Linked DNA regions of Mus musculus: all the other regions are linked to region 5. The links are chromatin loops, found by intact Hi-C in ENCODE. Cell type or tissue: gastrocnemius. All regions are shown on one strand. Region 1 has its middle 140 kb from the start of Gm35827. Region 2 overlaps Gm48957 (predicted gene, 48957). Region 3 overlaps Gm48957 (predicted gene, 48957). Region 4 has its middle 73 kb from the start of Gm48957. Region 5 overlaps Myo10 (myosin X).

Region 1 (5,000 bases), 1.1 Mb before region 5:
GTCTTCCTTATAAGTCCAAGATAAGCTCGCAACTCACCCTGAGCAAGAGGATAGCGAGGCAGGCTTGTGTGGCACAGAGGCCTGTGCGTGCACAGCCATCACGACAAGGATGGATCGGCGTTTCCATATTATCCACCTCAGATTGAAGACACAGAGTGCTGATGTCACAACAAGGTTCTTTCATATGTGAAGAAGTATCAAGTTTGAATGGAGGAAGAACTAAATGATTCCCAGTGCAATACACTCCTGAGTGTGGTGGCTTGCCAGGGATCCACCCCATAATCAGCTTCCAAACGCTGACACCATTGCATACACTAGCAAGATTTTATCGAAAGGACCCAGATATAGCTGTCTCTTGTGAAACTATGCCGAGGCCTAGCAAACACAGAAGTGGATGCTCACAGTCAGCTATTGAATGGATCACAGGGCCCCCAATGGAGGAGCTAGAGAAAGTACCCAAGGAGCTAAAGGGATCTGCAACCCTATAGGTGGAAGAACATTATGAACTAACCAGTACCCCGGAGCTCTTGACTCTAGCTGCATATGTATCAGAAGATGGCCTAGTTGGCCATCACTGCAAAGAGAGGCCCATTGGACTTGCAAACTGTATATGCCCCAGAACAGGGGAACGCCAGGGCCAAAAAAAAAATGGGAATGAGTGGGTAGGGAAGTAGTGGGGAGGGTATGGGGGACTTTTGGGATAGCATTGGAAATGTAATTGAGGAAAATATGTAATAAAAAAACAATCTTTTTTATTTTACAAAAGCAAAATTTCCCCATCAGTAATAAAATATGTGTACATCTATAATCAGACTTGTATTCAGCCACATAATCTCAGGATTTCTTTTTTTTTCTTTTGACTTTCCAAAATTTACAACTGATTATGTAAATTTCAACTAAAATATAATTATCCATGTCCATTATGCAATCTGTTGCTCTGTATCTCCCTTGTCCCTCCCTCCTTCCCTCTCACCCTCCAAATATGTGTGTGGGTGTGTGGATATAGATATAGATATGGATATAGATATAGATATAGATATGGATATAGATAGATAGAGATAGAGATAGAGATAGAGATAGAGATAGAGATAGAGATAGAGATAGAGATAGAGATAGAGATAGAGATAGAGATAGAGATAGATGTGTGTGTGTATATATATGTGTGTGTGTGTTTGTTTGTGTGTATGTGTGTGTGGGGGGGTGGGTAGACTTAAATTCATATTTTGGTCATATAAATGCAGAAGTTAAAAAATAACAATATGACAAATATTACAAATATTCCTATTGCTTCAAACATATTTTGTCAGGAAGTACCAGAAGGAAGTTGACGATATTGTACAAAGCCCCCCTGGATTAGGATGAAGATTCGGAATTCTTACAAATGACTGAAAGTGGATGTGCATGACACAGTAGATCACAGCAGATCAATGATGACAGACAGATAGAAAGTCCAAAGAATTCAAACCATCTTCTACTGCGCTGGAACCATATACCTACAATAAAGAATTACACATTCAGAATCATTATCCAAGAATGGAAATCTGGGGATGTACATTCTCTGCGTGTCACCTTCATGTTTACCATTCTAAGTACAACATAGAAGAAAAGTAAAGAATTTCTGTATATTTAAAGGCCAAATCTAAGAAAAATGTATAACTGAATTCTTCCTTGACTATAAATATTATTAAAATAACCCAAGTACTTTGGTTACCTAAGCACACAACACTAATAAATGCTATGTATTGTTAGCTCTGGGCTTCAGTCAACTATAATGTGGATATCCACTCTAAATGTGTGAATTTTGTTTTGTTTTGTTTTGTTTTGTTTTGTTTTTTCAAGACAGGATTTCTTTGTATAGCCCTGGCTGTCCTGGAACTCACTTTGTAGACCAGGCTGGCCTTGAACTCAGAAATCCACCTGCCTCTGCCTCCCAAGTGCTGGGATTAAAGGCGTGCACCACCAAAAGTGTGAATTTTTTAATACACTAGAACATTTCATTAGGTAAAAGTATATTATAAGTAAGTAGAATTGCATTTTCATGGAGACAATATTTTAAAATCAATTCTTTTCTCCTGATGTAAATATTAATGTCCATTAATCAATATCCTGTGAAGTATTGAAATTCTCTGGTAAATCACATACAAATTAGAGACAACACAAAGTTACACGATGACTTCTGTATCAGTGGGTAGTTAGCGGGGCTGTGCTTTGAGAACAAATACAATCGGCAACTTTATATAAAATAATAAAGAGGTCTGAATATTGGCCAAGACCATGATTCTAAAATGTTCAACATTTGGCCACGAGATGGCAGCATCACCTAAAACATAGCACACATGAAACTTCATCAGTTCCTAAATATTGCTAAAGTTGATGAGTGATGAAAATTTAAAAATGGCTTCCCCAGTCAGGGTTTAAGGAGAACTTGTCAGTAGGTATCACTTCACAGTTTGAAATGAAACCATAATTTAGGGAACAAATGCCCTGTACAGGAATTTTTTTCTAAGTTCCTCTTCCTTAAATAAAGGAGACATAACAAATTGAAAGCAAGTGTTGTACTACAGCCACACCATATATTTGTAGCCACTCGCACAGGCATAATCCAAAGGGAGACATCAATGACCTCTAAGAGACTCCACATCACTAACTTCAAAAGCTGTTAGTGGCACAAACTGAAGGGTTCTGAACTTTTCAATCACAGGGACTGGGATCTCTGGATTATGTGTGAGGTCCCCTAGGACAGGACATAAGCTCTAGAGCATACACTGCCAAAGAATTAAGGTTGTGGTTGAGGGAGAGTGTTTTATTTCAGGGAAAGTAGGTATACTCTTAAACCACAGAACAAGATAAGTCAGACCAAATGGAAAGAGATATGGGGAAAGAGAAGACAGAGTATTTCCTGAGCATTCTTAGACCAGGTCACAGCGGCAGCGTGGGCCACAGCTCAGAAGAGGACTTGCCAACCTCTGGGGGCTGCCAGCAAGAGTAAGGGGGGGGGAGGTCAGATCCAGAATGGAACGAGATGAGCATGGCACGATCTCTGAAAGTGTTAGAAGGCCCACTACACATTCGTTTCTTCTGGATGGCTGCCTATGTCAGTGAAATGGCCCATCCAGCAGATAAGAGGAGAGCAACAATCCACGGTATCTTCTCTCTCCTTCTTACCACGCTGATCATCATTCTCTCAGAGTAATGTTTCAGATTCGAAGCAGACCAAGCTGTCCCTTAGGTTCAGACTCCTGTAACTCCAGGTCTAGGGAACCCAGCCTCTACCTGCACATGGTATGTACCCATGCATACATTCAGGAAAAACACTCATAGATATATGATTGTGGAAGAACTGGCCATGCACCTTGCCTGGGCAAAGCAAGAGATCCAGTCATGGTGGTGTGGGAACAGGAGGGCTGACCAACTTAGCTACTCTCCCAGACCCAGATCCAGGGCTCAGAGCTGGACTGCCCTAACTTCTACCACGTCTATGAAGTGCTGGAGTATGTGCAGAGGCTGATGCTGCAGATACAAAGCTGCAGAATCTCTATAACCAACGGGCAACAAGAAGATATCTAAGAGAAGTCCCATAGAAGTGATGGTATTAAAAGTGTAGCAGAAGCCAGAGACCTCCAACCAGACCAATGACTCATTGCAAATGCAAGGGAAGCTGATAGGGCAAATTAGCCCAGAAACTTAGAATACCCAAGATATGAGATACAATTTGCAAAATACATGAAACTCAAGAAGAACGAAGACCAAAGTGTGGACACTTTGCCCTTTCTTAGAATTGGGAACAAAACACACATGTAAGGACTTACAGATACAAAGTTTGGTGCTGAGACGAAAGGATGCACCATCTAGAGACTGCCATACCCGGGGATCCATCCCATAATCATCCTCCAAACGCTGACACCATTGCATATACTAGCAAGATTTTTCTGAAACGACCCTGATATAGCTGACTCTTGCGAGGCTATGTTGGGGCCTAGCAAACACAGAAGTGGATGCTCACAGTCAGCTATTGAATGGAGCACAGGGCCCCCAAGGGAGGAGCTAGAGAAAGTACCCAAGGAGCTAAAGGGATCTGCAACCCTATAGGTGGGACAACAATATGAACTAACCAGTACCCCCCGGAGCTCGTGTCTCTAGCTGCATATGTATCACAAGATGGCCTAGTTGGCCATCAGTGGAAAGAGAGGCCCATTGGTCGTGCAAATTTTATATGCCTCAAGACAGGGGAACGCCAGGGCCAAGAAGTGGGAGTGGGTGGGTAGGGGAGTGGAGGTGGGTATGGGGGACTTTTGGGATAGCATTGGAAATGTAAATGAAGAAAATACCTAATTTTTAAAAAGTATATATACTGTGCCACACCGTGACAGTGTGTTCCCACAGTGACCTTTGTTTGTTTGTTTAACTGTTTGTTTGTTTTAGTTTTATATTTTTAATTTATTATTTACTTTTAAACTTCTTTGTGACTTTCGCTGCAAGCACCCCAATCCCACACCCCTCCCCATCCCTAAAGATCGGACACTGCTTTTTCAACTTCATTCCCATGAAGAAAACAAATTTTTAAAAATCAAACAAACAAAAACTGATGTTGTCCTGGAAGCTGTGGTGTATTGCGATGGATACATGAGAAAGCAAAGAAACTCTTGGGCGTTTTTTTTTTTTTTTCTTTTAAGTATGACCATCAATATTGAGATGGCAGTAAGATGTATTAGTGTAATAATGGCACAAATGTTATGGGAATAACTAATGACTCTTTGATTAGATTTAAGGCTCACCCCATGAGATGGAAACCATATCTGACTCTGCTAAAGTAGTCAAGAACCTGAGACTAGATAGTTCATAAACCCTAAGGGAAAGCCTATTATTGTTATACACCAGATGAACGTAACAACAATATGTGTCCTAATGACATATTGCTATACCCTTAGATAAGTAAGATTGTCAACTGTCATCAGAAAAGCTCCTTCTTGCAGTTCATGGTAATTAACACAGAGAGCGAA
Region 2 (5,000 bases), 280 kb before region 5:
CCCACTCCTTTTCTACTGCCCCCAAAGCCTCCTTCACAGGACCACTGTCTTCTGTCAGTCCTTGCCCCACATCTTACTTCAAAAATGAGAACTGTACAATGGGACCTTACAAAACATCATTAGTGGTTGTAGACTGGATATAAAGTATGTAATATAAACAGCTTTGAGAAGGTATATCTTTCTGTGCCATTGCTTAAAAGCACCACATGACTCTCGTTCCTTCTAAGATGTCAAACTGTTCCATTCTCTACCTTTCCTAACATTTTCTTCCAGAATGTGTGATGTGCTAAAATAAATCCATTTCTTTTCAGCGGGCTGATAAAAACCCACAGATCTCCAGTGCTAGACAAAGATTGGCAGAGGTAGTTGTCGAGCCAGCCCATCATGTGACTAGAACGCCACAAATATAATGCAGTGAGCAGATAAAAACGCCACAAATAAAATGCACTCAGCCTGAATGAGGTGGGTGAGTCAAGATGTCAGGCGAAAGGCTTGGGGCAGCAAGATGGTGCAGTGGGTCAAGGCACTTGCCACCACCAAGTGTTACAACAAGAGCTCCATCCCTGGCCTGGGACCCACATGTGGAGCAAAAGACCAGATTCCTGCAAGCTCCTCTAACTTTCACCCCCCTCTCTTTCCCTTCCTCCCTGGTATCTCTCTGTCTGTCTCTGTCTCTCTCTCTCTCTGCCCCCCCCCTCTCTCACACACACACACAGAGACACTAATTTTCTAATGTTGGTAGTTGGAAGTAACATTAACTAAGCAAACCATGACTGGCTGTCTTATATCAGGAAATATGAGAAACAGGACCCAGCCAGCCTTCTGTAGCTGCCCAAATAAGTAACTGCAACTTAGTTGCTCAAAGCAACAAAAATGTAACTTCCTCCAGGCCTGGAGGCCATAGGTCAAGGTGTTAGTGCGGCTGTGCTGGGGAAAATGTCTCCTTGCTTCTTATTAGCTCCTGCCTGCCGTCAGCATTTCCAGAAAAGCTGTTAGCATTTCTGGGCTCATGGCCCATCAAGCCAACCTTCTTCACACCATACATATGTCCTTATGAGAGTATCTGCCATGGACATAGGTCCCACACAAGTGATCAGTAATTTCCCCATCTCCAAAGCTTTAACTCATATGTCTGCAAATATGGAAATGTCCATATATGCTGGAGATCAGGTTGGGGACAATTGTTTGGAGGAGGGGTCATCATTCAACTCTCTACATTGCCACGATCCAAAACCAGCAGTAAAAGCTGATGCAGAAGCCCGGGAGGCAAAAGCTGCACGACAGCGGCTGTGTGCGCACACGACAGAAGAATATAAACCCCAAGAGCTGTACTGCGTTGACCATGGCGGACTGTAACCTCCCTGAAACAAGCATGTGAAAGGCCGTCAAGTGTCGGAAAAGCTGAACAAGTATATTTAGGATAAAACCTCATTCTTTTTTATGGGGTTTTGTAGGTAGTCATTCATTCATTCATTCATTCATTCACTTTGCATCCCAGTATCTGCCTCCCTCTCCTCCCAGTCCTCCCCCACCCCCATCACATGGCTCCCTCCCACAGGGACTCCACAGGAAGACCAACAGAATCTTTTTCTTTAAATCTTGAGTGTAAGCATGTCCATGAGCGATGTTTGTGGACATGTGTGCGCATGCTTGTGTGCAGGAGGGAAGCATGTGTAGTTGTGTAAGTCAGAGAAGACTATTCCCGGTGGTGGGCCTTGACCCCTCCCTTCTTTGAGACAGGGTCTCCTCTCATTGTTCTCTGTTGCATACAACAAGAAGCCAATGGGGAAATTCCCCAATGGGACAATTACTGATCACTTGTGTGAGACCTACATCCATGGCAGATACCCTCATAAGGATACATGTATGGTGTGAAGAAGGTTGGCTTGGTGGGCCATGAGCCCAGAAATGCTAACAGCTTCTCAGAGTGTTAGGATCCGTCTGTGAGCTCTTGGGAATCCTCCAGTCTCAGCTTTGCATCCTGCCCTAGAAGCACTGGAATTACAGATAGTCTACTTTTCATGGGCTCTGGGAACCTGCCTCAGCTCCTCACACTTGCAGCAAGCCCTTAGTGCCCTGTGCCTAATTAAACCTTTCACTAGGGGATAACGAGTGTGAGCCTGAGGAAAAGAAGGCTTGCCCAGAAAAGCAATGGACTCCCGTCCAGCAAAGACTCTCAAAAAGAGAACTGCTGACTTTCATTCAAATCACGACAGGTAAATGCACAAATGCCATTATCCTATAAGGGACAAGGTGACATTATCCATTACTGGATCTCAGAGTGTTAGGATCCGGTGTGACATGCATGGAGTCCCAGGTCACCCTATCTACCTTCTGAGACTTGTGCCCTAGCCTGGGGTTGCATGGCTCATACTGTTACTACTCTTACATTCTCAGTGAGCCTCTGATTGTCCTTCGCCTCGCTGCGGTTAATTACTAACTTTGTAACACGGGAAACTCCAGCCAAGCGATTTTATCCCCTTTCCCACTGTAAGTCAATGAATCCGGGAATCTGTAAATTTCCTTCCACGGAGGCTATGGATCTTTCCTATGAGGTCTTGAATGTAGAACACACTCCAACTCTCTGGAGGGATTCATATAAGGCTCTGTGCTTGTGTGGGGGAGGGGGCGATTAACTAAGCCCCCCAGGTTCCAAGGGTCTCAGAAGTCTACCCCATAAGAGCCCTTGACAAGCCAAGGCCAGTAAGGAACAAGGTCTATAACTCAATGTTTCTCTTAGACCATCCCCTTACACAAGAAAACCCCTGAGTTCTGGTTTCAAGGACATGCCTTTAAAGAGACATGTATGTACCATACCAGAGACTCAAGGGTCTCTTCCCAAACACTTGTCCATATAGGTTGTTGGTTCAGGAGAAACTCTTTTTTAATTACGTGGTAAAATGAAAGAAAACAGCTAACATTTTTTTAAAACCCATAAAACTTCCTTTTCTTTTTGGCTTATTTATGAAATATCCACCCCTGTGGTTCTTCATAGTAGCTTCACAACAACTTTTTGGAAGCATGGACGAAAACTGATCAACCAGAACAAGCATGAATATCACAAAATTCCCGCTAGGGGGCGCTGTAGTTTAAAAAGCTCCAGAACAAACTCAAAACCCCTAATTTAGGTAACACCGGTCATTTTATTAACATGCCAAAAAGGAACTGTTTCTGGGGAACGAAATGCTACTGTTTCTCAGACGTAGCACAGCAAAACAATTTCAGAAGGCACTCACGGGAAAATAAATTTTTAAAAAAAAAGTATTTTTCTGGCCGCCGTTGCTAAAAAGTAGCTGACTGAAGCGCTCAGGGTTGGCCCCAAACTAAGGTCAGAGTGTACGTGCCCCGGAAACCCGAACCAGCCCAAGAATGCGCACGAGGCTTCGAGCCCAAAATATCACGAAAAAAAATCCTACTCTGTGCCTCGCTACTCCGCCCTCATCCCACCCCCCCACCCCACTTCTGCTGATACCCAGAAACAAGAAAAAGTAGGCAAGTGGCAGACCCTTGAAAGTGAGAATTTGGAGTGGCAGAGGTTTAATTTCATTATGTGTCGCATGTGCGCTCCCTGAGGAGGACACAGCTTACTTGTGGAAGGCGTCATGTGACAGGGAAAAAAAGGTCAAGCAGACACCTTCCCCTCTAGCTGAAGCAGAGAGATGCGAAGCGAGTGCCAGGGACCAGAACCTCAGACTCTGATCCAGCCCAAAGTGGTTGATTGCTTTTTCATTAGTCATTTTCAAAACATAAATTATTCATTACTCTAAAAATAAAATCCTAGTCTAGGAGTTGAACACCCGAGGGCTTGGGACAAGGCAAAGGGAAGCCAGGACAGAAATTTTGAACAAAGCTCAGCCAGTGTGCGCGTGCGCACTGGGCACCCCGGCCATCGGAAGCATCCTTCACACAGAAAACCCTCACAGTGCCTGGGGCCAAGGGAACCCTTCCGTTCATTTGGTCAGAGCTAAGGATAGGATAGCATTTCAAACTGCGTCAAGATCCCCTTCCCCATCTTGTGTGATGTTCTTTGGAGATGTAATCAAGTTAAAAAGAAGCCATCAGGGAGAGTCCCCGTCCAGAGTGACTGTCATCTTTCTGAGCAGAGGACGTTTAGAGATACAGAGAGACCTGCCATGGAGCAACAAAGGCAGAGACTGGAGTGGCATATCTATAAAACAAAAGACGCCAAGGACTGGTGACAGCCCAGCAGTCAGGAGCAAAGTGCTGACCAGCTATTGCGTGGAAGCCCCTGGAAACGTCCCTTCCCAGGCCTTGATTCCAGACTCCTAACCCTTGGATCTGTGAGAACACAGGGTCCTGTTGTCCAAGTCACCCGGCTTGTGGTATTTGTTCTGGCAGCCTAAGGACACTAACCCCAAAGTCAGAAAGAAGTCGATGGAACAGAGGAACCCTGTGAAGAGACCCTTAATTAATGCAAGGTCCTGGGACATTCTCTCTGTTCTTGTCTCCCCTTTTCTCTGTTTCTTCCCTCTCCCAGTCAACAGTTCTCGGTGATTTCTGCATCCATTTGTGTGACTTAAAAGACCAAAAAGCTACATAGTCTGCCTGGTGTTTTAAACCACTGTGCTCCCGCGAGTCTCAAAGTATTGCGGTAACTTTTTCCTAATCTTAAGTCATTGAGAAGGGAAAGGTAAGAGGGCAGCATTTACACTCTGTATATAGGCCATTGGCAGAGTGGTTCCTTAGCAAGCACGTGACTCCAGGTTCAATATGTTATATAAGAAAAAAATACTGGGGGGTGGGGAGGAAAGGAGGAAAATAGCACATAAAGATAACATCTCTGAGATGCAAAGAAGAGTTGAATTTCCTATCTTAAGTCCTCATCTTACAGAACTCCGAAGAAAGGATTTCCAGCTCCCTCTTTCACTCGGTTACCCTGTATTATTAATTATCACTTATAAGAATAAATAAATGGCTCAGTGGTAGTGGCACACGCCTTTAATCCCAGAACTCTGGAAGCAGAGGCAGACAGATCTCTG
Region 3 (5,000 bases), 290 kb before region 5:
CCGTATGAGCTGCAGCAGAAGTCAGCAGAACAACCCATGAAGAGTGAAATAGCAGGGGCTGAAAGCAAGGACATTGCTGCCTTTGCCACCTAACTCTGGTGCAATAGCAGGGAAGCCAGCCACCGTAGACAAGATAATAAACAAAAGGGTGTGGCTGTGAACCACCAAGAAGAATTTATTCATCAAGAAAAAGGGCACAGGGCTGCTCCCTTGCCCTCCTACGTTGATAGTGCTCATTTTCTCCTGGTTAAATCATGTGTAAAGCTGAAAGAGTGAGTTTGAGACTTCCTTTTTAGAAAGCTGAAATATATTTAATGTGCATTGCCTCGATTTAAAAAAAAAAGATTGATTGGTTTATTTATTTATTTCACCTATGTGAGTACACTGTCACTGCCTTCAGACACACCAGAAGAGAGCATCAGATCCACATTACAGATGGCTGTGAGCCACCATGGGGTTGCTGGGAATTGAACTCAAGACCTCAGGAAGAGCAGTCAGTGCTCTTAACCACTGAGCCATCTCTCCAGCCTGTCTTATTATTTAGAGGCAACAAATAAGTGAGAAAAATACTCTGTAAACCTTTAAACACATATATAGAGTTGCATGTATTTCTATAACATAAAACCATTCCCTACTTACATGGCAAGCACCACAGATCCTTTTATAGACTCAAATCCATTCAGTCATTTTTTTTTCCATCTACTCTAAACATTATGTTTGCCCGAGGTGATGACAATCAGAACTCAATTCTAATTTCCATAAGGGGGACTTTCAATCCCTCCTGGGATTTATTTTATTTTAGTCTCATGACACATTATCTCACTAACTGAAACACTGCATGGTCTATGTGCTGGTCTACTCTCAATTCTCTGCTTGTGTCCATGCAAAGTGGGAGAAAAGAAAGCAACGAAAGCCTCACTCCCTCCGATGAGAAGAAGCAAAAGCTACACAGCCTCGGGGAAATGAGGGATGAAGCATAACGGACATCATACTTAGGGTGGAGACTCTTAAATAGCAGGCAACACAGTGCTTCCCTTGTGATATAGGACACCAGACGCATCCTGCTCAGAAAAACCACACTCGGCTCTATCTCTAGCTGCCTTCACTGAATTCCCAATGGCAGTGTGTAAATTAGAGTCTAGGTTGAGTGCTTACTCTTTCATGCGGTGTTGGGGAACATTCAAAGGCTTGAGTCAAGTTCGATCCTAAAACTGAATTCAAGCCACTATGTTTTGAAAACTTTAAAAAAAAAAAAATCACCGTTCAGTATTTAGAACTGAAAAGGTCCATATTGTCCAGGAATGCCCAGCCCAGTGCTCCCCGTTCCCACCCCAGGGTAGAAATTGATGATCATGAACAGCTAATTAATCACATCCTTCCCATGGGTAAATGTTCCTTGCTGTACTCTAGCCCTGACAGCACTGCCCATCTTTGGCTCAAAACTGCTGTGACTGCCATCTCCATTGTAGCTTAGTTCCATCATTTTGCAAAAGGGGACTCTCAGGACTTTAAGCCTTGAGATCTTCCCAAGTGCTACTAACAAGCTATAGTCGGCGGTTGGTCCAGTAACCTTCCTACTTGTGTTTGTCATGCTCTCCTGTGATGGTTGCTGTTGACTGTCAGAGATGGGCTTCTGAGAATGTCTTCAAGGTATTATCTTTTTAGATGGGGGGATTGGATATTTTCTTTATTTGCATTTCAAATGTTTCCCCTTTCCAGGTCTCCCCTTCAGAAACCCACTATCCCATCCCTTCTCCCCCTGCCTCTATGAGGGTGCTCCCCCACCCACCCACCCACCCATAGGACAGGGTATTATCTTGATGGAGAACTACTGAGGTGGGATGTCTACCCATTGAGGGTGGTATCATTCTGTACCTGTAGAAATGAAGACATTCAAAAGAGACACTTGTGTATCTCAGTGTGCTATCAGACTACTGGAACAATGGCCCTCAAAAAAAAAAATAAGGAATTTTCCCAGGAATTGCATTCTAGGAGAAGGAAGAGACCCTAGCCCAAGGGGATGAACTTGTCTCTGGAATAGTCTAAGAATTTGTCAAAATATCTACATACCCTCAGGATACACCTTTAATTCCTTGGATAGAATGCAAACAGACCCTTAAGTTTACACTGTTATTCCCAAATAGGGAAGGTAAAGTTAGTTTGTAGAAAGAAACAGCCTTGTTTGAAAGTGGTGTCTAATTGAGTGGAAGACAAAGTGATGAATCAGAGAAAGATTTGACAGAATAGGGTATGCCCAACTCTCACAAGAAGAGAGAGAAAAGGGAGACTACTTAGGAAAATGTAGCACACAGAGAGATGAAAGAGAAGGCAGTTTTACCAGGACAGTTGTACAGACACAGGTTGCAGAGAGGAAACAAGCCAGACACAGGTGGAGACTGAATGAGCCAGAGAATATGAAGGAGCCCGAGATTAGAACAGATTACCAAAGTTAGTATGAGGCCAAGCAGAGCGATTCAGTAAGAAACTGAGAGAAATTAAATCGAATCAGTCAGCTTGGAGAGGAGTTTGAGCTAAAAAGGCTGAATTGAAAGAGATAGGGTCTTACTCATAGAGGTCCACCTGCCTCTCCCTCCCAAACGGTGAATTAAAAGTTTGTACCACCACACCTGCTTCTGGCCTCATTTTTTAAAATCCTGGTGGCTTCTTTCCTTCCTTGCCTTAGTTTTGGGGTATCACAAGCATAACCTGAACAGAGGCAATGGGAGTAAGAAGCCTTTTTGCCCCATCACATTTCAACATGTGTAGTATGTGCCATTGGCTTCCATAGTGTGGAGACTTTATCGGTTTGTGACCGCCCCTTTGGCTCCTTTATTTCAGACATGTTTCCTATTTTCACGTAAATGGGAGAACTCATTTACTGGACTGATTTTCCAAACAGCCACAAGGTGGCAGATTCAGTCAAGAAACTCCAGAGACACATACTTAGTTGATTTCTGCCCTACAATGAATACAGACAGTTAAGATTGTTCTTATAAACACGCCAACAAACTGGAAGGCAAGCGTCATCGTTAAGACATGTCTAGTGACCAACAAGACCTCAGGTGCAACCACAAGGAAGGAAATGTGCTTTTAAAATCGGTAGGGAATCCAAGGTGGTTCTATAGACGGATTAAAAAATGTTGAATCCCAGAAGTCCCATCCTCCTGCAGTCGATGGGAACAAACATGGAGTCTCATAGCTGGACAACGTGCAGAGAGGGAGAGACCTTGGAACACTCAGTCCTAAATGGGATGGCCCCATCAAGTTCCTCACCTGGGAGCTCGGGGACGCTGTGGAAGAGAAGACAGAAAGATTGGAAGAGCCAGAGGCTCGCAGAGATTGTGGCAGCACACACAGACAGCACTGGTCCTAGCCAGTGGACTCCCAGCACTGGGAAGAGTAGACACAAACCCCCACCCCTAACTCACACGCTATCACCAACTGATGATCACTGACAAAGGGAAATTACTTTCTCCAATGGAGCATCACTGGGTATACAAGTCACACGTAAGGCCAGGCCCATGACCAGCAGGAGATGGCCAACATAAAACAAACTCAACAAAGGGGTTTTGTCTCACATGCTTTGTCTGTTCTGGTATTAATGTCTTGCTGTTGTTATTGTCTTGTTTGTCTCTTTGTTTTAACCTTACAGATCTTCTGGTTATATATTGTGCTCTCTGATTTTGTGTTTGTATTGATTTTGTGTTTCTGTGCGTTCAAATGTGTGTGTCTCAGTGTCAATATGTGTTTCTTCTCTCTCTCTCTCTCAATCCTGTTTTGTTGTTGTTGTAATGTTTTTTGTTTTGTTTTGTCCTGTTCTGGCTTGTTTGTTTTTATTTTATCTCATTTTATTATTATTATTAATTTAGATGTCTGTTCATAGTCTAATAAGATAGAGAAGGAAAAGGTATGGATTTGGGCTGGTGGGGAGTGAGGAGGAGGTAGGAGGTTGAGAAAAAGGAAAACAAAATAAAAGTTTACTATATGGAAAAAAAGACATTTTCGAGGAAAAAACAAAAAACAAAGAAATTTCTCTGCTTAAAATAATAATGCCCTTTCCTCCTTGGCTGAATCCCATTTGTTTGGTACATTTCACTGTTGAATGATAAATCTAAGACACAGGAGACTCTCCAGTGTGAACAGAACTGAGGCCTCTTTGGATATGAGAAATCTAGATTTTTTTTTTTAACCTGAGTTTCATTTGTATAAAAAGATTTGGGCCGGGGTGTTTGGGGATAGAACACACACATAGCATGTGAAAGGCTCTGGGTTCAATCCCCAGACAAAAACCAAATAGGATTCCATATAGAAAATAATAATATGACTGTTTTATTGTTTTTGCCCAATGGAATACTTATCCTGAGATAAAATTGGTTTTTCTCTCTGAGAAGGGGACTGTGGAGTTTGACTCTAACACCATCTGAGGTCTCACCCACTCTACTGCACGTCTACTTCCTCTGACTTTGCTTACATCATTTATTTTTACCACTTTTTTTTTTTTTTTTTTTTTAGACAGAGTTGGCTATGTAGCCCAGGTGTTCATCCCCCACAGCACCCTATGCACTGGGGTTATAAGCGTGTGTCAGCAGACCCGGCTCTTCCTCAAATTTTATTTATACAGGGTTTTAAGTATTCAAATATTTTTCCCTATAAAATTTAAAAACTGAGTGGCATTCTTAAACTCATTTACTTTTTTCTGCTGATAATCAGGAGTCATAATACTAACAGGTATCTGAGGGAACTAGTCAAAGCATTTGCTCCCTGTGTGACTTTATCATCTCCTCATCATTTTAACAAGTAACAGGAAGGAAGGGCTGCACTCCTACGGTCATGAAGGTGTCAGTCCAGGATCAGCTGCCTGGCTTGTGTTGGGTTGTGGGACAGAGGGCCATTTGCTCTTCATAACTCAGAAGCAAAAGGAACAAAGGAAGACACTGGGGTCCCACGGTCCCCCCTTGAAGGGCCCAAATTCAATGACTCTCCATAGGTACAACCTCTTG
Region 4 (5,000 bases), 230 kb before region 5:
GGATATCACTGGTCCTTTAATAAGACTTAATTCACAGGAGTAAATGATACTTATTGCTACTACAAAGTATCAGAACTTCCATGAAAAGTTCCTGAAGGAGATTTATGTGAGAATACATAATATGGCTTCCATCTGAAAAACACTGAATAGACTCTCCTTTAAAAAAACAAAAAAAGCATTACTGAATCTTTGAATTCTTCTAGCAACTTAAAGAACTTAGGGAAAACATGTGCAAGAACGTCCATAGCAGCCAATCACTGGAAGCATTGTAAACGCCTCTCAGAGGGTGAATGGAAAATCCACACCATGAACATCTCAGATAGGTCAGAGGAATTATGGGTAAAAGCAAGTCCATCTCAAAAAGTTGTGACTCCATTTGTACAACACATTCAAAATTAGAGGGGGAAAAATAACTACGTGTGTGATTGTCATGTGCTTAGGCTCGTGGGGAAGCCGGGTGTGTGTACACAGTGGTAGCATGAGAAAGCCTGTGCTAGAGGCACAGTTGTGTACAGACTGTGGTAAAGAGGAGACTAACACGCCTGTGTGATAACATCATACAGAATGCCCCACACTCACAAACACACAGATGAGTGTGTGTCAGGTACTGAAAGCTGAACACGGCTGTCTTAGTTAAGATTTCTACTGCTGTGATGAAACACCGGGACCAAAGCAACATGAGGCAGAAAGACTTCATTTGGCTTACACTTCCACCTGGTCGTCCATTGTTAAAGGAAGTCAGGACAGAAACTCAAGCAGGGCTGGATTCTGGAGGCAGGAGCTGATGCAGAGGCCATAAAAGAGTGCTACTTACTGGCTTGTTCCTCTTGGCTTTCTCAGCCTACTTATAAAACCCAGGACCACCATCCCAGGGATGGCACCACCCACAATGTGCTGGGCCCTCCCACATCAACCACTAATTAAGAAAACGTCCTACAGGCCTGCCAACAGATGGGTCTTATTGAAGCATTTTCTCAACCAAGGCTCCCTCCATTCCAGTGACTCTAGCTTGTATTGAGTTTACATAAAGCTAGCCAGCCCAGCGGTCTCTCACTTACGGTCTCTCTCGGACGGTACTAAAGTCCACATCGTGGCTTTGACTGTATACTGATTATGTAATGCGTGACCACTGAAAGGTCAGGTGAAAGGGAACTGACCTCTCCATCTGCCTTTCCCTTCGGTTTCTTGTAGTTTCCCAGGACTCTGTCATTCTTTCACTTTACAAACAAACCAACAAAAAAGTACATCCCCAAAGAAAAACCCTTTAGAAGTGAGAGCTGCGGAGAAGAGCCAGCCATACAAGAAGCAGCTCCAGTGGGACAGCAAGATCTGGCTTCTCGGGAGGCAAAGGAAAAACAGAACTTGCTCCATCATCTGTCTGTGAGTTCAGGGTCAACGCAGGAGGGTAGGAAGAAACGGATGGACTTGGTCAGAACTAAAGCAGTTCAGATCCGAGGGCCCCAGCCCCAACCCCAGCCCCAGCCCCAGCCCCAGCCCCAGCCCCAGCCCCAGCCCCAGCCCCAGCCCCAGCCCCAGCCCCAGCCCCAGCTCCAGGAGTCTTCTGCCTTCAGGTACACAAAGTGTGTGCCACAGCCTTCGAGAGCCAAGTGGCATACTCACTGTGAGAGGACACAGTGTGCAATTTCAGAACCCCACAGAAAGGCACAGTTAGGGACCTACACACAGGGCCAGCTAGTCGCCTGTTATTAAAACTGCGGCCTACACAGCGTATGTTTCTTTGAGGTATTCAATTCTTTCGGGGCACATGTGAAAACAGTACTATATATGCACTGTTCTTTTCCAAGTGGTAAAACGTGGGTGAAAATCGGTGTAACAGCCACAAGTGTTAGCCTACAGAGAGTGGACCCCTTGGAAGGACACAGGAAATTCAGTTTGTTAAGTTTTGAACTGGCCACCAGAGGGCTTATTCTAGTCTCAGTGAAATAACACAGTGTAATCATGGATTTGAAATTTACAGCATTTTTACAAGGAAGAATGAATTGAAAACCAAGCTCTGGGTTTCTTGCTGTGTCTAATATCTGGCTGAGTCTACAGTTTGTAAAATGTGAAATTGGCTGATCAAACGCCAATACATACTTTAAAGTTATTTTCTTATTTTTAAGTTTGGCTTTCTCCGTGATGGAAACCAGCCACCCCTTAAAAGCACGAACACAATTTCATTTCCCAGTAGGTAAGCGAAGTAGGGCCAAGCACCATCTTAATTTCTGTCAGTTTTATTATTAATATACATATATAGATCCGAATACTGTGCAGGTCAGTAAGAGGTCTGCAGACATTGGCTCTTTATTTATTATTTAAGATAATTCTGTCAGGCTATGAAATGAATTTTCCCAAGCCACCTCTGTCCCCACACCTATCTCTGTTTAGTGGTTTCAGTGCATTTTGTTGTGAGGCTTTAGGGAGAAACTCTCATATTCTTCCTGAGAGGCAACCTAGCTTTAGGGAAAGAAGGGCTGGAGGTCAGAGATGTACCAGTTTGCTTGCCTAGCATGCATGGAGTCCTGGCTTCCAGCTCTACATCTCTAGCACAAAAAAAAACAAAACAAAACAAAAAAAAAAAAACTGGGACGTGGAGGTGCATGGGAGGATCACAAGTTCAAGGCTGTCCTTGACCATAGCCTGGGATACAGATAATCCTGCCTTCAAATTTAAAAAACGAAGAAGGTTTGCAAGTCCTATTTCTGCAGTGCTAACAAGGAAGTGTTGGCTGTGGAGACCTTGCAGAGCAAGGCCTGGGTCTTGTATTCAGCATTGACCAAAGGGCTCTCAATCCTGCCTAGGGTTCTACCTCCATACACTCCACTCCTAAAGCACAGGTCTCAACTCTCTATTATTTTATTACACATGATAGACAAGAGAGCTAAGCACAGGAACAAGTCAGTCACAAACTGCCATTAGTTCCCTGACCCACTGTGATGGTTTGTATATTCTTGGACCATGGAGTGGCACCATTTGGAGGTGTGGCCTTGTTGGAATAGGTGTGACCTGGTTGGAATGGGTGTGTCACTGTGGGCGTGGGCATAAGATCCTCACCCTAGTTGCCTGGAAGTCAGTCTTCCACTAGCAGCCTTTGGATGAAGACATAGAACTCTCAGCTCCTCCTGCGCCATGCCTGGCTGGATACTGCCATGCTCCCACCTTGATGATAATAGACTGAACCTCTGAACCTGTAAGCCAGCCCCAATTAAATGTTGTTTCTTATAAGGCTTGCCTTGGTCATGGTGTCTGTTCACAGCAGTAAAACCCTAAGACACCCACTGACCAATTTATAGATTTTCTCGATTCCCAGATGGCACCTAGGATCTTGTTTTACTAATATCATCTGCCTCTCTGTTTCTGACTATCTCTCTGACTCTGTCTCTCTGTCTCTCTGTCTCTCTGCCTCTCTCTCTCTCTCTCTCTCCCTCTCTCTTTCTCTCTCTCTCTGTTTTGTTGTGTTTCAGACAGGGTCACACACAATCCTGAATTCATTGTATAATACAAGATGGCCTTAAATTCTCTTGACTCTTCCACCTCTCCTGGCTCCTTGCCGGTAGGTCCAGGAGAGAGGAGAGAGGTCCCAGTTCTGCCAGGGTCTCTCCAGGGCTGAGCAGGATGGTGAGTGTTTCAGCCCAAAAGAAACACACCGAGCTGGGAGTCTTGTTAAAGCAGGAACTCAACTCTATGGCATCAGCCTCTCACTTATATAAGTTAAGAACATAGGGAGAATTTTTGGTGGGGTAAGATGATGTAGGAGGCAGGGAAGGGTGATGGAGGGTATGGAATGAGTGACAGGGCCAATGGCAAAGCTTTATATCAGCAATGGCAGGGCAGAGGCAAAGCCAAACAGGTCTTGCTGAGTCATCCAATATGGAAGTGACTGAGACAGATCTCAAAACTCCAGGCTTAGGCTTTGCCACAAGGCCACAGAAACTGGAGCCAGGCTCAGGTTTGTCCTCAAGGCCCAAACCAGGGCCAAAATGGGGCCTAACACACCTTGGTTTCCTAAATCCTCCCGAACTCCTGGGTTTACAAAGGTGTATTACCAAACCCAGTTAAAGCCCAAAGTTTGCTGGTAGATTCAATGGGAAGAGGGTTTGTCTGGAAATAATCACAGTGATCTATACAGTGCAGCCAATGGGCCATCGTCTCAGCAGACAAAGCTCGGCTGGAAGAGTGGAATGTACATCTCATCCAGCCATGGACCTAATCCTCAGCACTGCATAAGTGGGGGTAATGGCCAAGCCTGTAATCTCAGCACTTCAGAAGTGGAGGGTCATTCTTGGCTACCTGGTGAGCTGGAGATCAGCCAGCGATACAGGAGCATCTGCATAAATATGATTTATCAATGAATATTGATGACCTATAATTTGTTAGAAAGAAACTAGAACTAACAGGTCCTTGACATAGAGTGAGCCGTGTGAGAAAGTTGCAATAAATGCAACTACATGTGCCTCTTTGTCGCCTGCTCTGGAGATGACAAAGCAGAGGACAAAATCACTTGGAGATGGGGCAGAGCAGGGATGGGGGCAGGGCAGCTGCAGGTTCCCTTCAAACACCACTTTCACCTTATTGGTCACAAGTGAACATGTGCATTCAGGTGGGCTTGCAATTGGCCAAACAGAAGCATGATTGCTTAAGAGGCAAAGCTGCTAACAGCAAAAGCAGGGGTCTGTACAAAGACATCAGACTGGGACATGAGAATCTGGGGTCTGAGGCCCTAGTCTGATATAATGTGGCTCTGATCTACAATCCTTGCCAAAGACTATTTCTTGTTTGTTTGTTTGTTTGTTTGTTTTTTAATTTGCTTATTTATTATTTATATGAGTATACTATTGCTGTCTTCAGACACACCAGAAGGAAGCATCAGATTCCATTACAGATGGTTGTGAGCCACCATGTGGTTGCTGGGAATTGAACTCAGGACCTCTGGAAGAGCAGTTACTGCTCTTAGCCACTGAGCCATTTTTCCAGCCCATCAAAGACTATTTCTTTACTAC
Region 5 (5,000 bases):
GGCATTTTAAAAAGACCTGGAGTACATTTTTATATGCTTCTTACATGTTAATTATTAATGAATGCAAATTGGCCCACTGCATATATCCTATTGGAGCCTGTTGTTTGCTCTGAGAGGCTGTGGCAGGAGTGGCGAGTCCGGTCTGGATGATGTCCAACACAGATGTGATGAAGTGTTGAGGTTTCCATGGAATATCCAAGCTCTTCATTCACGTGTCCCTCCAGGCACCCACTCATGGGACATGACAGTGACTGAGGAGTGACAGGCCACAGAACTGCCACTGTGAATGATCTTGACAGCTGTTTTACAAGGCTTTCTAGCCCCAACTTGTGACAAAATAATTCTATTATTTGAAGAGGGAAGGAAATGGGAAGAACAGTTTGGTTGGGGGGGAGGGCAGTATATGAATACCCACAGGACTTCAAGTTCTGTGACAGTACGACACAGGGACAGATGGAGAGTGCCGTCTGTCATTTTTGGACCCCAAGCCAATCAAGCTTGCCAACACTGTAGCCCCGAGTCACACAGACAGACCTGGTCAGACACCCAACCAGGTAATCGGAGGACAGTTCCCAGGTGGTGGAGACTGACTGGATCTGAGGCGAGCAGGCTGTACCCGCCCCCCATCCTCTCCCCAGATTGGAGAGACTCTTCCTGTGGGGGAGGGGTACCAGTGGAGGTCCTACCGCAGACCCCAGGCTAGGGAGAGCATGCCCAAAGATGGCTGAGATGAGTTCTTACTGCCCAATATATCAGTGAACAATACACTGCCAGGCATGAAGGCATGGGACCCTTTTGCAGCCTGTGATGTGAGCATGCTCTAATGACCGACCATCGCAGGAACCATACCGTTTTCATACAGCAGGATCCGGCCGTTGTACTTGTGGGAGGTTCCCCTGCTTTTTCTCTTTTGAACAAATAGACATGACATGTACATGGATGGATGAACTGATTTCCCCTCCCCCAAAGCCCGGGGAGAGATGGACTTTGTTCTCTTCTCGGTCACTGTAGCAACGCTAAAGCTAACGTGAGGCTGCAGAAGTAGCTTGTCAGTGTGTTAAGTGGATCAAACAGGGATCATGATAATTGAGAGTCCGTCCAAGTGAGGATACCCACTGTGGATAAGCAATAGCGTGCCTAATAAGGGAACTTGACTTGTGACTCAAACATCATGTAAGATTGCTGGTTTGTTTTGCTTTTGTAAGTCAGGCTCTACGCATGTAGCTCAGGCTGGCCTGGAACTCAGGATACATATATCTATCTCAGTCTACTGAATGCTGGGATAAAAACGTGCTACCAGCTGAGTGATGGTTGTGCATACCTTTAATCCTAGCACTTGGGAGGCAAAGGCAGGTGAGTCTCTTGAGTTGATGAGGCCAGCCTGGTCTACAGAGCAAGTACCAGGACAGCCAGGGCTACACAGAGAAACCCTGTGTTGAACAACTAAAAAAGGGAAAGTAACTTTACGTAGCTAAATGAATCCACAAGAGTCTTTGTGAATGGATTTGTGGCCCAGGCACGGTGACTTTTAATCCTAGTATTCTTGGAGACAGGGTCAAGTATCTCAGAGTTAGAGTTTGAGGGTAGTCTGTTTTACCAGGGCCATCCAGTGCTATGTAGTGAGACCCCATTCAAAAGCAAAAGAATTGACTCGTCACTAGAATGTGGGGTGGGGTGGTTTTGTATTTGAAACCCAGTCTCACTCTGTAGCCTTGGCCTGCCTCTGCTTCTCCAGTGTTGGGCAGTGACACCACGCAGGCCGTTTGGTTCAATAGAACTTACCAGCAGATTTGTTTTTCTTTGTTTTGTTTTTTACTTTTTCTTTACTCCTCCCCTTCTGTTCCCTCTCCTCCCCTTCCCTGCCCTGCTATCTCCCTGTCCCGTCTCTCCCATTTCTTTAAAGAAAGTATTGGAATTAAGAAAACAAGAGCTAGGTTGCTAGATACAAGGATCTGTTTGGTTTCCTTGGGCCTAATCTGCCCCCTGGTGGATGCTGTGTGTCTTGCTAGTCTCACAATGGTCTCTCGCCTTCTTGGCATTAAAATCACAGAATATTCTCTTTCTAGCCCTCCACATTATCAAGTAAATTTTAAAACAAGTAGTTTAGCCTTGGCTGAGATCCCCAGCTGGGCATGGCAATGCCGGGCCTTTAGGGTTCCATTGTGTACTGTTTCAAGGTTGTTCTGCTCTGAAACTCTGTTTTTAAAAAAAAATTAAAATTTTTAAAATGTATGTGTATGAGTCTGTATGTTTGAGATCTACCACTGTGTGTGTGTGTGTGTGTGTGTGTGTGTGTGTGTGTGTGTGGAGAGATTAGCTTGTTGTGGTCTTTTTGAATGTGAGTGAACTCTCGAGATGCAGTGTAGTGTCAGGTGACAGAAGTCACAGCAAATGTACCTGTAGGAGCTGCTGACTCCTGGTCATGGTTTAGGTGTTGAGGGAACCTTCAAGCCGTTAAGTAGAGTGAGATTCTCCCTGGGAGTTAGCAGAACAGGGCAAGTCATGAGAGCAGGGGATGGAACAGGAGACCCACACTGACTGGCCGACTCCGTGCTACCTTTGCCGGGGTCGAAGGAGGAGCTTCCTTCTCAGACTGACCCAGACAGACTGGAGTTTCCTGCTTTCAGGAAAACCTCGTCAGACCTGCGGTTCATGTGCTTCCTCAAGGCTTCAGTTTGACTGTGCAGCACTTGGCTTGAGTGACTCCATTTTTGTATAATCTAGTCCTTCCTTCAGGGCCCAGTACAGAGCTCAGTCTAAAAAAATAAAATAAAATAAAATAAAATAAAGTAAAAAATAAAAAAAAAAACATGGGGGCTGGTGAGATGGCTCAGTGGGTAAGAGCACCCGACTGCTCTTCCGAAGGTCCAGAGTTCAAATCCCAGCAACCACATGGTGGCTCACAACCATCCGTAACGAGATCTGGCGCCCTCTTCTGGAGTGTCTGAAGACAGCTACAATGTACTTACATATAATAAATAAATAAATCTAAAAAAAAAAAAAAAAAAAAAAAAAAACAAAACATAACTTTTGTCCTGGGTAAAAAGCTAAGGCTAACTTGTCTGTGTGGCTTCACACCAGGACAATATGTGGTAGGCGGCCAGCCTTAACTAACTGTCAACCAAAGGATGAGTAAATCAGAGGAAGTGCTCAGGGTCTTTGCTTGCTTTGTGTTTGGAGTTGTCAAAAATGGAGCCACTTCTTAACTGGGCCTTTTATATTATGGGATGGTATAAAAGTAACTGGGTTTTTGATCTTTGTTTTTTTTTTTTTTAATTTATTATATGTAAGTACACTGTAGCTGATTTCAGACTCATCAGAAGAGGGCGTCAGATCTCATTACGGATGGTTGTGGGCCACCATGTGGTTGCTGAGATTTGAACTCAGAACCTTCAGAAGAGCAGTCAGTGTTCTTAACCATTGAGCCATTTCACCAGCCCTCTTTGTTTCTTGAAGTGTGTCTTGCTGGGTACTGAGCCAGAGTTGGGTGTTTGGTTAGACAGAGAACATGTGACAGAGGGCATGGTCTGTGACTTACAGTCAGAAGCAGGAGAAGGACATGTGTATGGGTGAGGACTGTCTGGAATGGGACCAAAATCTGTGGAGAAAGGCTCACTACCGAAGCCATGATGTGAGGACTGTTTTAACTTGCTAAGACCTTTGGACATGGGCAGGAGAGATGGCTCAGTGGTTAAGAGCACTGACTGCTCTTCCAGAGGTCCTGAGTTCAATTCCCATCAACCACATGGTGGCTCACAACCATCTGTAATGCCCTCTTCTGGTGTACTCATATAAATAAAATAAATCTTTAAAAAATAAAAATAAAAACCCTTTGGACATAATCTTTTAGACCCTAGAGATGCTCCTTTAGTTAGCTATCAACTAGGAAATGATAGAAATTAGGTTTGATCTGATTTTTATGTTAAGAAAAATGTGTTGTTTTGGAATTTGATGCATAGAGGGCATGCTTGATCAGCAGAGGCAAACAGAAAGGCAAAGAGCCTATGTCCTAGGTTTGGTGATTGGCTCACCGGTGTCTCAGCTTCTCAGCCCTGTCCAGCGCCTGCAGCAAAACCACCCCAGCGAGAAACAGATTGGAGGGGTGCGGTTGAGTAGGAAATGTATTCACAAGCAGGAAGGTGGAACGTAAGGACCAGACATCATCTTAGACATGATGGATCTAGAACACTGCCAGGTAGCTCCCATCTGTCCTGCTAACAGCCCAAGCATCCCCGTGCATGGAGAGTCAGTGCATGCTAGCACCATCTCCTGCTGGTACTCGCCTGCCTCCTTCCTGATTAAAGAGCACATTGCTCCCAGTTCTTTTGAGCCTCACTGCCCTGACACTTTGATTTCGTTTTATGATAATTAGGCATAATCACTCAAAAGTCTCCAGCTGTTACGTGTTTGGGGAGGAGAAGGCATGCACATTTGGTTCCGTGACTTAAAATAAGCCACCCTGATTTCCTCTCCAGCTGTCTTACTCTCTTCCTTAACTCGGGTCTACATGGGGTTTCTCTCTGACCCTGCTCTCTCTTCCCTTCTCTATCTCCCCCCCCCCCCAGGAGTTTTCCTGTTCTCCCAATCCCACCTGGGCAGCTTCTCTGAGTCCTCAGGTATCCTATCTTGATATCTCACATCTTGGGTTGGGTTCTGAGTTCACATCATTTTCTCCCCTAAAATATGCCCTTCCTCCCACAATTCTCCAGCTGCCCTGTCCCAAGGCTGAGGCCTGGAAACTGCTTTTTGTCTTAGAAGTAGATTTGTTTTGTTCTCTCCAATGTAAAGTAAAATTATCAAGTCAAGTACGCTAATTTTATGTATACAGTGCAGTGACTTTTGACAGATGTGGAAACTGTGGTCTGCATCCAGCTCATCACGCTGGTAAGCTCGCTGGTACCCAGATCCTTCCAGAGCCTCTGTCGTGTGCTGCCCCCAGCCCCTGCATCTGGCAGGGGTACTGTGCATGCCATTGGCTATTTCCTCAAATTTTTCCTCTC

The links. Hi-C counts contacts between places; a loop is a spot of excess contacts. Peaks named below come from ENCODE experiments on the same cell type or tissue, not always from the same donor. Only the 100,000 strongest peaks of a DNase experiment are listed, where the experiment ranks them.
Region 1: a loop joins it to region 5, with 6 times the contacts of the local background. A loop is called at or near these places in 18 of 42 quality-filtered maps.
Region 2: a loop joins it to region 5, with 6 times the contacts of the local background. A loop is called at or near these places in 39 of 42 quality-filtered maps.
Region 3: it touches region 5 in a loop (6-fold over the local background); 15 of 42 quality-filtered maps call a loop at or near these places.
Region 4: it touches region 5 in a loop (13-fold over the local background); 15 of 42 quality-filtered maps call a loop at or near these places.

The regions. Positions count from the first base shown.
Region 1 is chr15:24,586,806-24,591,805 of GRCm38, forward strand. No RefSeq gene overlaps it. Among named protein-coding and RNA genes, the nearest start is that of Gm35827, 140 kb to the right of the region's middle. In gastrocnemius, a CTCF peak has its summit at 2,312 (motif pointing right); a DNase peak (open chromatin) is centred at 2,298.
Region 2 is chr15:25,438,091-25,443,090 of GRCm38, forward strand. All of the region lies in intron 1 of Gm48957 (predicted gene, 48957), which reads left to right. Among named protein-coding and RNA genes, the nearest start is that of Gm48957, 26 kb to the left of the region's middle. In gastrocnemius, a CTCF peak has its summit at 3,083 (motif pointing right); DNase peaks (open chromatin) are centred at 3,079, 3,348 and 3,868; H3K4me3 peaks cover 932 bases; H3K27ac peaks cover 1,850 bases.
Region 3 is chr15:25,425,844-25,430,843 of GRCm38, forward strand. All of the region lies in intron 1 of Gm48957 (predicted gene, 48957), which reads left to right. Among named protein-coding and RNA genes, the nearest start is that of Gm48957, 14 kb to the left of the region's middle. In gastrocnemius, a CTCF peak has its summit at 2,891 (motif pointing right); a DNase peak (open chromatin) is centred at 2,893.
Region 4 is chr15:25,484,468-25,489,467 of GRCm38, forward strand. No RefSeq gene overlaps it. Among named protein-coding and RNA genes, the nearest start is that of Gm48957, 73 kb to the left of the region's middle. In gastrocnemius, a CTCF peak has its summit at 1,919 (motif pointing right); no DNase peak of the experiment used is centred here; H3K27ac peaks cover 495 bases.
Region 5 is chr15:25,715,235-25,720,234 of GRCm38, forward strand. All of the region lies in intron 4 of Myo10 (myosin X), which reads left to right. Among named protein-coding and RNA genes, the nearest start is that of Myo10, 95 kb to the left of the region's middle. In gastrocnemius, a CTCF peak has its summit at 2,003 (motif pointing left); DNase peaks (open chromatin) are centred at 181, 564 and 1,981; H3K27ac peaks cover 462 bases.